Regions from separate parts of the Homo sapiens genome. Here all the other regions are linked to region 3. The links are chromatin contacts, found by Hi-C or POLR2A ChIA-PET in ENCODE. All regions are on one chromosome and are shown on one strand. Each heading gives the region's core, a stretch centred on a gene start or an enhancer-like site at or near the end of the contact. The rest is flanking DNA. Distances are from core to core; before and after follow the strand shown. Region 1 holds the start of MIPEP (mitochondrial intermediate peptidase). Region 2 overlaps SPATA13 (spermatogenesis associated 13). Region 3 holds the start of NUP58 (nucleoporin 58). Region 4 holds the start of TNFRSF19 (TNF receptor superfamily member 19).

What was found. Hi-C counts contacts between places; a loop is a spot of excess contacts on that map. ChIA-PET counts read pairs that join two places held with the same protein, here RNA polymerase II (POLR2A). Pooled maps may share reads with other maps.
Region 1: a map of CD8-positive, alpha-beta T cell shows a loop between it and region 3 (24-fold over the local background). The contact joins the promoter of MIPEP here to the promoter of NUP58 in region 3. A Hi-C loop is called at or near these places in 1 of 168 maps with a recorded cell type or tissue (CD8-positive, alpha-beta T cell) and 10 of 50 pooled maps.
Region 2: a loop to region 3 is called in a map of CD4-positive, alpha-beta memory T cell, with 7 times the contacts of the local background. The contact joins the enhancer-like site here to the promoter of NUP58 in region 3. A Hi-C loop is called at or near these places in 1 of 168 maps with a recorded cell type or tissue (CD4-positive, alpha-beta memory T cell), 2 of 37 single-sample maps with no recorded cell type and 11 of 50 pooled maps. POLR2A ChIA-PET finds 5 or more read pairs at or near these places in 1 of 52 experiments (activated CD4-positive, alpha-beta T cell).
Region 4: a pooled map shows a loop between it and region 3 (6-fold over the local background). The contact joins the promoter of TNFRSF19 here to the promoter of NUP58 in region 3. A Hi-C loop is called at or near these places in 3 of 168 maps with a recorded cell type or tissue (B cell, CD8-positive, alpha-beta T cell and naive thymus-derived CD4-positive, alpha-beta T cell) and 8 of 50 pooled maps.

The regions. Positions count from the first base shown.
Region 1 is chr13:23,887,987-23,890,791 of GRCh38, forward strand. MIPEP (mitochondrial intermediate peptidase) reads right to left here and starts at 1,414. Exons shown (of 19, transcript NM_005932.4): 1 at 1,146-1,414. The coding sequence starts at 1,334. It overlaps PCOTH (prostate and testis expressed opposite C1QTNF9B and MIPEP), which reads left to right and starts at 882. Exons shown (of 4, transcript NR_172510.1): 1 at 882-1,025; 2 at 2,014-2,056. RefSeq lists enhancers at 1,194-1,694, 1,754-1,813.
Region 2 is chr13:24,273,322-24,276,021 of GRCh38, forward strand. All of the region lies in intron 4 of SPATA13 (spermatogenesis associated 13), which reads left to right. Among named protein-coding and RNA genes, the nearest start is that of SPATA13-AS1, 20 kb to the left of the region's middle. RefSeq lists enhancers at 1,300-1,589, 1,890-1,949. Within about 2 kb of position 1,355, at least 18 of the 41 ENCODE cell types and tissues checked have a DNase peak (open chromatin) inside an H3K27ac peak, as active enhancers do.
Region 3 is chr13:25,300,353-25,303,055 of GRCh38, forward strand. It overlaps NUP58 (nucleoporin 58), which reads left to right and starts at 1,273. Exons shown (of 16, transcript NM_014089.4): 1 at 1,273-1,528. The coding sequence starts at 1,422. RefSeq lists enhancers at 929-1,168, 1,329-1,408, 1,519-1,568.
Region 4 is chr13:23,568,966-23,571,729 of GRCh38, forward strand. TNFRSF19 (TNF receptor superfamily member 19) reads left to right here and starts at 1,447. Exons shown (of 10, transcript NM_148957.4): 1 at 1,447-1,883.

The DNA of each region.
Region 1 (2,805 bases), core at 164-2,663, 1.4 Mb before region 3:
TAACTATCGGATTACCAGTGACCATAATGCTAAAAAACTGAATAAGGCTTTTTTTTTTTCAAGGCAAAAATCAATTCTAAAATTTGAAAATCTGCTATCAGTGCCGAATATCATGATACAAAAAGGGAAAAATAAAAGCTAAAATTAGTTATATCTCATCCACCCAAAATCAGGCTTCCCCTCACGTCTTTCTGCTCAGCGCCTACAAGTAGGTCTCTTCACACCAACTATGTTAATACCAACACTACATACCCTTAAGGAAGGTGGTGTAGCAAATTTCACACAAAATAATTTTTAAATAGACAAAACTGATAATGGAGATAAAACAAGAATCACACACTTTAGCTCAGTGCAACAATACCCTAGACTTGTCTTTATAAGGCAATACAGTATAACGAAATTTTAAAAGGCAAAAATAAAAGTAATCCTTAACCTAAAACGGACAAAATGTACAAACTCCAAGTAGAACAGGCATCAGGTAAGTCCTTTCCAACCTTGCCTTCCTCTCACCTTTCACTAGACAACGCAGGCTAGTGACTTCCTGGGGTAAGAAATCAAAGTGACCAATTCCATGGCACTATGGGAAGTGAGACTCGTCTCAACAGAGTTTTGTGTTTTAAAACAAGAAAGCCCAAAGCTTTGAAATAAATTAATTAATAGATGATGGAATTTCAGGTATTAATGAAATTACCATTACTCGACTGCAGGCAGCCGTGTCCTTGCAAAAAGACCATGTGATGCCGCCTGTGAACGCACAGGGATAGGCCTCTTAAGGCAGGACTGTAGCGCTGGAGCTAAAGGGCTTTAGCAGGGGTGCGCCTGAGTGTATGCAGAGGGCGGGTCCTGGCAGGACGAATTCACCGCCACTGCCAGAACGAACTATTCAGATTCACGTGGAGCAAGGGGCTCATGCAGAAGCAGTTCCCGGACCCGACACTCTGGGTAGGAGACCACTAAACCCGGCCCCTCAAAGCAGAGGTGACCTTGCCCTCATCGAGAGCGCACACAAGACGCCACTGTAAAAGGTGGGTTCGCTGCTCGCCTCCTCCCAGGCCCAAACAATCTCGCCCTGATTGTTGCTGGCCGCGCGGAGCAGGGGTCGGCTTAGCTCGGGGACTGAGGGGAGCTCCTCCTGCGCCGCTCACCCGGCGCTCGCCGAACAGGTCCAAGCGGCTGCCCTGGGGCTTGACATTGAAGGCGGCGCCCACGGGAGACCAGCTGGTGCTGACCCTTCGGGCCCGGATCCCGGCTTCGAGGCTTCCCCGGCCCGCCCGGCGGGGCGGCAGAGCTGCTGCTCTGGCTCCCAAGCCGCCCAGCCTTCCGACGCACAGCATTCTAGCACCAGAGCAGTCCCTTCCTCCAACGCAGATCCCTGCCCTGCTGCTTTCGCTGGGAGCGCGCGCTCCGCGTTTCCAAGGCAGCAGCCCACGCCGCCCCACGTGACGGCCCCGCTTCCGGGTCTGGGCGCGGCCTCAGGACGTGGGCACGTTGTCGTCCAGAGAGCAAGAGCGTCGCTCCCCCTCGCCTTCTCGGCCGCCCTCCCGGTTTACCGCCCCCTGTGTCCAGAGTAAGAAAAGGCTAGGGTTGCGCTTCCCTCCCAAGTTGACTAGGGGTGGGCGCGAGTAAAATCATGACATATTCGAATTCCAGTGGACATTAGATATTCTTTGAGAGACGGCAGGTACTTGAGTAAACAAGAAATGCCCACCATAGGCCTGAAGGAGAAGTTTCCCTTTTAACCTACTCTCTTGGTAAATTTATCCTGCACTTCTCTGTTTGGTGTCTCTGTCCGGTAACTTTTTACTCTTGCATAGCTCAGTTAAAAATTTTAGATGGGAAATAGTGAAAGAAGTCTAATGGGATTTTCCCTCCAGGGTTTCAGAATTGCCTGGGACCCGTGAACCCTTTTTTCCTTCCCCTTTCTCTCTTTTGGAATGGATTGTCTACCCTATGCCTGTCTCCCCCTCCAACCCCCGGTCTTTTAGAAGTGGATTAACTCGTCTCGCTTCACAGGATCACAGATGGAGAGACATTTTGCCACACGATGAATCACACAGTAAGTCTCCTCTGTAGCTTATTTAAATGATGTAGATGGTGAGAGGAGTTGATGCGGAAAGTGTTAAGACTTTTGGTAATGTTGACATGGTGCGAAAATGTATTTTGCACATGAGAAGGAAATCAATTTTGGGAACCAGAGGGCAGATTGGGTTGAACTGTGTCTCCCAAAATAGATGCTGAAGTCCTAACCCTCGGTGCCTGTACATGTGACCTTATTTGAAAATATGGAGTTTGCAATTATGATTAAGATGGGTCATACTAGATTAGGGAAGCTGTTCTTGTAAGAAGAGGAAAATTTGGCTGATACAGGAGGAGGACAGCCACCTGAAGATGGAGGCGGGGACTGGAGTGATGCTGCCACCAGCTGCCAGAAGCTGGAAGCAGCAAGGCTGCATCCTCCTGTATCCCCTTTGGAGGGAGGATGGCCCTGCTGCTACGGTGATCTCAAACTTCCAGCCTACAGAACTGTGAGAAAGTCCGTTTCTGTTGTTTAAAGACTCCCAGTTTGTGTACTTTATTAGGGCGATCCTAGAAAACAAGTAGAGATTCATGTCTGGCAAATAATGATCAAACAATGATTTGTTGGATAGAATGGTGATTAAAACCTAGGTTAGAAAATGAGCAAAATGGGAGGGAAAGCACCAGGACAAATAGCTAATGCATGCAGGGCTTAATACCTGCATAGGTGATGGGTTGACAGATGCAGCAAACCACCACAGCACATTTTTATGTAACAAACCTGCACGT
Region 2 (2,700 bases), core at 105-2,604, 1.0 Mb before region 3:
ACTGATGTGAAGCTATACATTAAGAGAATGATTCTTCAAAGCTCCTTAGACATTAATAACAGATTATTAGTGAGAGTTAATATGTCAGTTTCTAGGATTCCTTTTGATCTTATTGTTGTCCACATGTTTAAAAGATTGAAAAATACTATTTGTGAAGAATGGCTTGAAAGTCTAGATTAGATATACTAGTGACTTTTCCAACACTAACAGTTTACATTCTGGAACATGAAACATATTTCATACTTTAATTCAGTCACCCAACACTGACTATTAAGCATGTTCCTTGTCCTTGAGAAAGTCATAGCTAGGATAAGAGTAGGGACAGGATATAAAGGGACAGATATAAACTTAATAATAACTATAATGTAAATGCGATACATATTTTAAAAGAGGTTAGTCTAACATGTTTATAGAACATCAAAGGCAGATATTGTTATGGCAGAGGATCAGGGAACTGAAAAATAAGTCATGGAACCGTCACCAAGCAATGATGGTTACAACTTTTGTTTGTTGTTTGGTTGGTTTTTGTTTCCTTAAGTTTATTTTTAAATAGAGATGGGATCTTGCTATGTTGCCCAGGCTGGTCTTGAACTCCTGGCCTCAAGCAATCCTCCTGCCTCAGCCTCCTAAAGTGCTGAGATTACAGGCATGAGCCACTGCGCCCGGCCAATGGTTAAACTTTTGAGGGATGAGCCAGAATTTGATGGGCTGTTTTGGGTGGGAAAGTTGCTCCAGGCGGAGAGGTCAGCGTGGACGGATGGAAGGATTTTGTCCTATTCGTTGGAATAAGGAACATTCAGTGGTACACATTGGCTAACGCAGAGGTTTCCAGCCAATGCAATCAGAATCCATTGCCTGCAACTTGTGGCTTGCTGCATGGACAGGCAACAAAAGGCATATGTCCTAGAACAACCTGAGCATGTGGTGTGGTTTAAGTAAGCTTAACCTGAAGGTCCAGTGGTTCCCAAATTTTTCCAGGTGTCAGAATCATTTGAGGAGCTTTTCAAAATAAATTCTCAGCCAACATCCTTCCCCACTACCACCACCCAACCTGACTCAGTGGCCCAGGGCAGGGGAGGATCTTTATTTTTCTAAACATTTTCCATGTGATTAGATGCCACAGGCCCTGGGTGTTTGGGAACCACTGAAGGGGGATGGACCCTGGAAATTGTGCATCATGTTTTGACGTTGTCAGTTCCTGTGACCCAGCTCTTTCCCTCTGTGTGCATCTCCGTGGCCTGAGCTCTTGGGGTTCACCCATAGTTTCAGCCCACAGAGCAGCAGCCCGTGACAGCTGCTCCCAGCTGTGAACACGAGCTGCCCGCCTGGGCTTGCCATTTCTGTTTTTAAGATGGGAAGTCAGAATGGCTTATCTCAACTCTGAGGAAGTCTGAGCCATCAGCAAGAGGTTTTCTCAAATACATGATTTTAGCAGATTATTTTAAGGGTGGGGGAATTTCCCTGAAGTCAAGGGAGGGGAAATTCCCCACCAAGGAGTGATGCTGGGTGGGAGATGCTGGTCGGGAACCAGCTGCTCATTAGCTAGGCAGTGTTGGAGAGTGCCTCATGAAAATAGCTAAATCTATGTCTCCTTGTTGTCAAGTGCCTGATGTTTAAGGGCTGTGTTAGATCTCACCTCCCTTTCATTTAACAGAACACCTCAACCTCCACCCTGTTATCACACCCTCACCAGGACTACCCTCCCCCACTTATCAGTCAGGGGCTTTTTTTTTCCTGATGTCTTCTCTAACTGTATTTGTAACAATCCTTCCAATTTAAAAAAATGACACCTCCTCTATGGCTACCACATTGTTCTCTGTAGTAGTTCCTAAAGCTAAAAGTGGCCAGGGCTGAAAATGGGGACTGGGGCATTCTACTCACTGACAGCTGCAGCCAGGAGGAAAGCAGAGAGGGGGAGGAAAATGAGACATTTGTGTAAGGGATGGACTGGGGAAGGACCAATGCAGCCCCAGGAATCAGGGGCCCCCAGAGGGCAGTGTTTCTAGGAGTGATGGTTAACCATGGTTATTGAACAAGAGCATTATAAATTCACTTTATTACATTTTTGGAATTGATAGTACTCTGTGGAACAGATGTGTTCTCTTGGAATTGTCCCCAGTCAGAGAGGCGCTGATGGTCAGCACGCAGTTTTGATGACCAAGGGTGTGCTCCTTCTACCTGACTGAAGCTGCGGGAAGTGTTGTAGAAAGAGCCTGCTCTGTCTGCTCTCATATTGATTGTATGTAGGCATTTGGGGTTTTAAAACTGATTTCAATTTGGAGCAGTCTTTGCTTCTTGTTTACAAGATCGTTTCCAAAAATGGCTTTTTGGGCAAGGTGCAGTGGCTCACGCCTGTAATCCCAGCACTTTGGGAAGCCAAGGCAGGTGGATCACCTGAGGTCAGGAGTTTGAGACCAGCCTGGCCAACATGGCGAAACCCCATCTCTACTAAAAATACAAAAATTAGCTGGATGTGATGGCACGCACCTGTAATCTCAGCTACTCGGTAGTCTTAGGCAGGAGAATCTCTGGAACCCTGGAGGCAAAGGCTGCAGTGAGCTGAGATCGCGCCACAGCACTCCAGCCTGGGCGACAGAGCAAGACCTTGTCCCTCACCCCTCCCCCAAAAAATGTTTTTTCCACACCAATTTTTTCAACAAAAGAAACTACGGTTGGTGAGAATGTGGAGAAATTGGAACT
Region 3 (2,703 bases), core at 23-2,522:
CAAATACCAACATATTGGGGTGGGGTAGGGCTTTAACATATGGATTGGGGGAGGAGGGAAATAGTTCAGTCCACAGCTGGTGGCAATGCCCAAGCTCAACGGAAGATTAAAGTACTGAATTAGGGAGAACTGTGAGATGAGGTTAGAAAGACTAATCATACGGAGGTCATCAAGTGCCAAACTAAAGAGCCACTGGGCTTTTTAGATCATAAATCCGGGGGTTGCTTATGGGATGGATTTTGTTAGAGATCACGAGTAGGAAAACCATTTGGGGGAGTAATGTAACAATCCCTGAGGGAAAAATAAAAACTAACACTATGATGACAACCCTCGAATGCACCACCACCAGGAAGCCTTTCCTGATGCTTCGCCAGAGAGGTTCTCTTTAAACGCGAATTTTTCTTGAGTTATCCTAGAAATGTAAGTTACACCTCACATTTCGCCTTCTTTCGTACATGTTCCTGTGCGTTTCCTAATCCTTCCACTTTGTAGTTCCTCCAGCACCGGTTGTGTCCGAGGGCCCTTCTGGCGGAGCCACACTCGCTCGGCCCAAGGTCCCGCCCTCCAGCATCAGGATGCACGGACAGTATTTGTGGACTTGACCGCATCCCAGGAAATCCAGCGGGCCTGGCCACTTCTGGGCGCCAGGACCACAGCCGGCCACCCCACGGACGCCTGGGACGCTCTTCTGGGCCCCCTTCGGGGCTGGGCGTCGGGCTCGCAACAACTGCGACCAACTGGCTCCGCGAGGCCTGGGGCGCAGGGGTGGGGCTCACGTCGTGGGACGGTTGCATGGATTATTTTCGATTGATTTCCGAACCTTCAGGAAGCAGACACGCTCCCCTTCCTTCTTAGGGATGGGGCGGCAGCCAACGAAAGCCCGAAGCCGCCTCCTTTTCTGAGTGGGGAGCTTAGAGATGCTCAGGAGGGACCTCCCCGATTCTGCGATTCTGAGCATCAATTTTGGCAGGAGGCTAGATAGAAGTAGCAATTGACATTCATCACCCTAAAGTGCGGATTATGTCAGTACAGATGCTACGATAGAAGAACTAAAAAATGACAGAAATGGTTTTACTGTTTTTAAACTCTGGGAGCCTACTCCTTTAAGAGATTAGGCAGTACGCCTATTCTCGCCTGGTCCCAGCGTACCTTGCGCGGCTCGCCGTCCCCCACTCACGTACCAGGGCTCATTGCGTGACGGTTACACTTCCGGCGGGCTACGTGCGCGCGGCGAGCGCCGGGCGTACTTTTGCGTGGTTGCTCCACCCCCTCAGCCTTGCCTTCGCCGCCGTTGGGGCTGGAAGTTCCCGCCAGGTCCGTGCCGGGCGAGAGAGATGCTGCCCGGCCCGCCTCGGCTTTGAGGCGAGAGAAGTGTCCCAGACCCATTTCGCCTTGCTGACGGCGTCGAGCCCTGGCCAGACATGTCCACAGGGTTCTCCTTCGGGTCCGGGACTCTGGGCTCCACCACCGTGGCCGCCGGCGGGACCAGCACAGGCGGCGTTTTCTCCTTCGGAACGGGAGCGTCTAGGTAACCGCACTTTCTCGCCTTCCTGGGCCGGATTCACCCCCACCCCCACCCCCGCAAAGCTCCCTTGGTGTCCCCATCCTGTCTCTTCCCTCTGGCTTCCTTCCCAGTGGGGCTGGAGAGAAGCACTTAATCTAGCCGCCCGGCGTCGTAGGCCTCTCGCCGCGGTACCCGGGCCCAGCGCGGCCTGGTGAAGTGGAGGGCGGGATGGGTTCTGTGCTGTGAGGTTTCCAGAATCCACGTATAGTTCAGGCATTATTTGGACCTAGTGGGGTCTTGACTGCGTGGAAGGGCCTTGGGGTCTACCCCGGAGCTTTAGCGATGTGTCAGTCTTAGGCATAGAATGAACATTGAATGAATGAATGAAATTATAGCATACTGTGGAGTTTTATGATAGATAATTCCGATTTCATTGCAGCATTTGCGGTTTTGGATATGACGGTGTTTTAATAACTTTGTGGTTTTTAACCAGCTTTTCAAGCTTTTGTGCCACATGGGACCTTATCTGTTTTTGTTAAAAAAAACAAAAACACTTTTTTACAGTGTTTATTAGTGGTAATTTTCTGCAGTATGTGCAGATTAGTATATCTGATGCGAGAATGTTGTGTTGTAATAACTCAATTTGTCTTTTACTTAAATTACAAAACGTAGGTAGCATGTTCCTTGTTTTTGTGCAACCCATTAGTTCAGGTGGCGACAAAAACATAACTATCCAGAAAGAAACAAAGTGGTGAGACATTTTAATGAGAGATTTAAGCTTTAGAACTCAATTTTTTTTAAGATAAAGGTGGAGGGGTTCATAAAGTTAAGGAGTGTGCACACTGTCAACAAGATACTTCCTGAAGCTTAAAAGATGTGGCTGTAGATTTAAAAGGCAAATACTTAAGCATGACCTGCAGTTTAAAAAGGGAGGGAGGAGGAACCACGGACTACACAGTCAATTCAGAAATTTGAATTTTCATCCATACCTCCGTTATTCTTACTCTACTCGCTCAACAACAGGTTCTGATAATGTTACTTCTGCCATTTCTGTTTGTCTTTATTTCCAGTTCCACAACCCTGCTTAGGCTATTGTCATTCGTGGAACAAATATTTATTGGACAGATTCCCATGTGCAAGGCTCTGTTTTAGGTATTAAGAGTCTTGCTCTCTTGATCCTTACATTCTTATGAAAATAA
Region 4 (2,764 bases), core at 197-2,696, 1.7 Mb before region 3:
TCTGCTTTAAGGAAGTCCTTAAGCATCACACCTGCCAGTTCAAATACTATTTGAGCCCTGTGCATTTTTGAGAAATGATGTATAAGTAGAAAAATTATACAAGAAACATGGAAAAATCAACAGGACTATTTAAATGTTATACAGAACTTATGAACAGTTCAAACTAAATATTTTGCTATTAAAATTATTCAAGAATCATAGAAATCTGGAAATAAACACTTCATAAATAACGTTTTCAAATATCGCGTCAGGAAAAATTAGACAAAACCAGTTAAGGAGGGAAGTTACATTGAAAAAGACTGAGTTCTACTATCCCCTAAGTTTTGCAAAAATATTTTTAACTTACTTTCTAAAAGTTAGTGAGTTTCCATTATAAAATAGAAAAATTGTCTTCATTCCATGAAAGAACTGTCTGAAAATCAGAAAAGCACCATATCCTGGATTTCAAGGAAGATGAAACTTCTTCTTATCTTCTATTTTACTAAATACTCAAAATAAAATAATCATATTGTATTGAATCTGACATTGTTAAGGAAAATAGCTTAAAATTTTTAAATAATGAGCAATATATTTAATTTTAAAATACGAAGAATTAGGCTAAGGTGGTAATTTTTTAGTGAGTTGAAAGTCCAAACTATGAGTTCGGAAGAAACAGCCCTAAAAGGCAAATAACATGGCTTTGGAATAATCACAGGGCAAATGCTTTGTTCTACATAATTCTTCTTTTGTGAATTTTAAAATGCTCAACAAGTATTAATGAAATATGTCTAAGAAGTAGATATTGCTTTAAAATCTAATTTCCAGAGTCCCGAACTAAGGCAAAGATTGAGATTAAGTCTCCGCCCAAAGTCTTAAGTGAGCCAGTGGAAGATGGCAGTTTATTCATGAATTGTTGGTTATCTGCTGCTTAACTACTTAACACAACCCGGTTTGATTGGTAATCAGATCCTAATAATGTATGTTTCAAAGAAAGGGCAGTTTCCTTAAAATCCTTAAAGACTTGTCACTTTGAAAACTGGAATCAAAATGTGAAAATGTTATCGGTCCATCTGGCAGTGTCCTTGGGTGTTTTTTAGAGTGGTCTCATAGTGCTATTTAACTATGCTGAATATTTGACACCCAGTCTCTGTAGGAAATTGTGATTTTTATCAGCGAAGAGGCAATTAAATGCTGTCATTTGGCACGTCCATCCATCAGGGATCTTATCACCCAAGAAGCATCCAGCAGCAGTTGCTGTCCTTTCCAGCTGGCAGACAGATAACAGAAACTGTCCTGTGTGAGGCACAATAGTCTAACATGATTAGAAATCAGCCAAACTCTGGCTTCTCTTGAGCTATACTCCCCCACAGGCTGAATTATAGCTCTCCTACCAGTCCCACGGCGCTGAATGATGTCATGGGATCTGCAGTTCAGCGAGATGAAAGGGATAAAGCAGAACCCGCTGGCACTAGGAAAAGCTTCCAACACACAGTCCACAACACAGCTTGGGAACCAAAAAAGCTACAGATCCAGCCACTCAGCCCAAGCATGGGAGAACTACCAGCATTGCCTCATTGCAAAAAAGAGGAGGAAAACAACGTGATCCATGTTTAACAAAAGAGTCTGTGGACTAGGAGGTGGGAGGGTAACTACCTGCTGAAAGTGAACTTTCTTTGATATCCATGCATATATATAAACTCAGCCCTGCCTTTGATGTTCAGCAACTGATTCACTGATCAGATTACAGGCATTTCATCTCCCTGCTCGTCTGCCTTTGATCTGCATGGTTAATTTTATTTTCCTGGATTTGAAGTTTCGTCTGGGCTTGTGCTGACATACATTTTTGGGAAGGTAGAAGCATTTGGCACAGAAGTGCTGCCAGGAGAAACTAAGTTGCTGAACGGGTAAGTACTGCAAAGAGCTCAGCATGTTGCAGGTACTCTGTTTTAAGCTTTGTTATAGCTTTCACTGCATTTTTCGCATGTGTTCTGAGAAAAGAATGGTTTTAATTAATTTTTTAGAAAGCATTTATACAGCTGAATACTACATGATGCTGAATGTGTGTATCAGAGTAACTATGGAACTTGATGTAATTTTTAGTAGTTTGTACAAGAGGGTTTGCAGTCTGTCATACAAATTTTACTTGGAAATGAGTTGTACAAACAGGACAAAACAGAACAGCGCTCACTTTAGCATGCAACTGGTACTTCAACCCCTGAGATCTGTGAGCTATAATTGCTCTAAGTATTTACAGGTTACCTTATTTAGTAAACAGTCAGTGCAACTTTGCTTGTTGAAAATGCTTTCTTTGTTTTCTTATATAAAAGAGTAAAATGTATCTCTGGCAATACTGTTTCTTTAGTTTATTTATTCTCTCACTTCCAAGATGTAAATCTATCAAATACACTTCCTTATGCAGTTTGTACACTCAAGGGAATCACTGAAAAACCATCAAGTATGATTAAAGACTTTTATGTGTAAAACTGAAGAATTTAAAAACAGTGAGGATAAAGTTGCACTAAGTTTGGCTAAAAATACTCCAGTGATTTTCTATAACCTTTGGAAATAGCATAAGCCTTATTTACAGAAACATTCACAAGGTTAATATTCCTAAATTAACATTTACTTTACATTTATAGTGACAGCTGTTTTAAGTCAAAATTTGCCAACTGTTTATGAAAACTATCTGAGTAATCAACAGTTATTATGTTACATAAAGTATCTTAGTCACATTTTCACTTTAGCTAATGCCCAACATGACAAAACCAAATTATATTGCTGTACC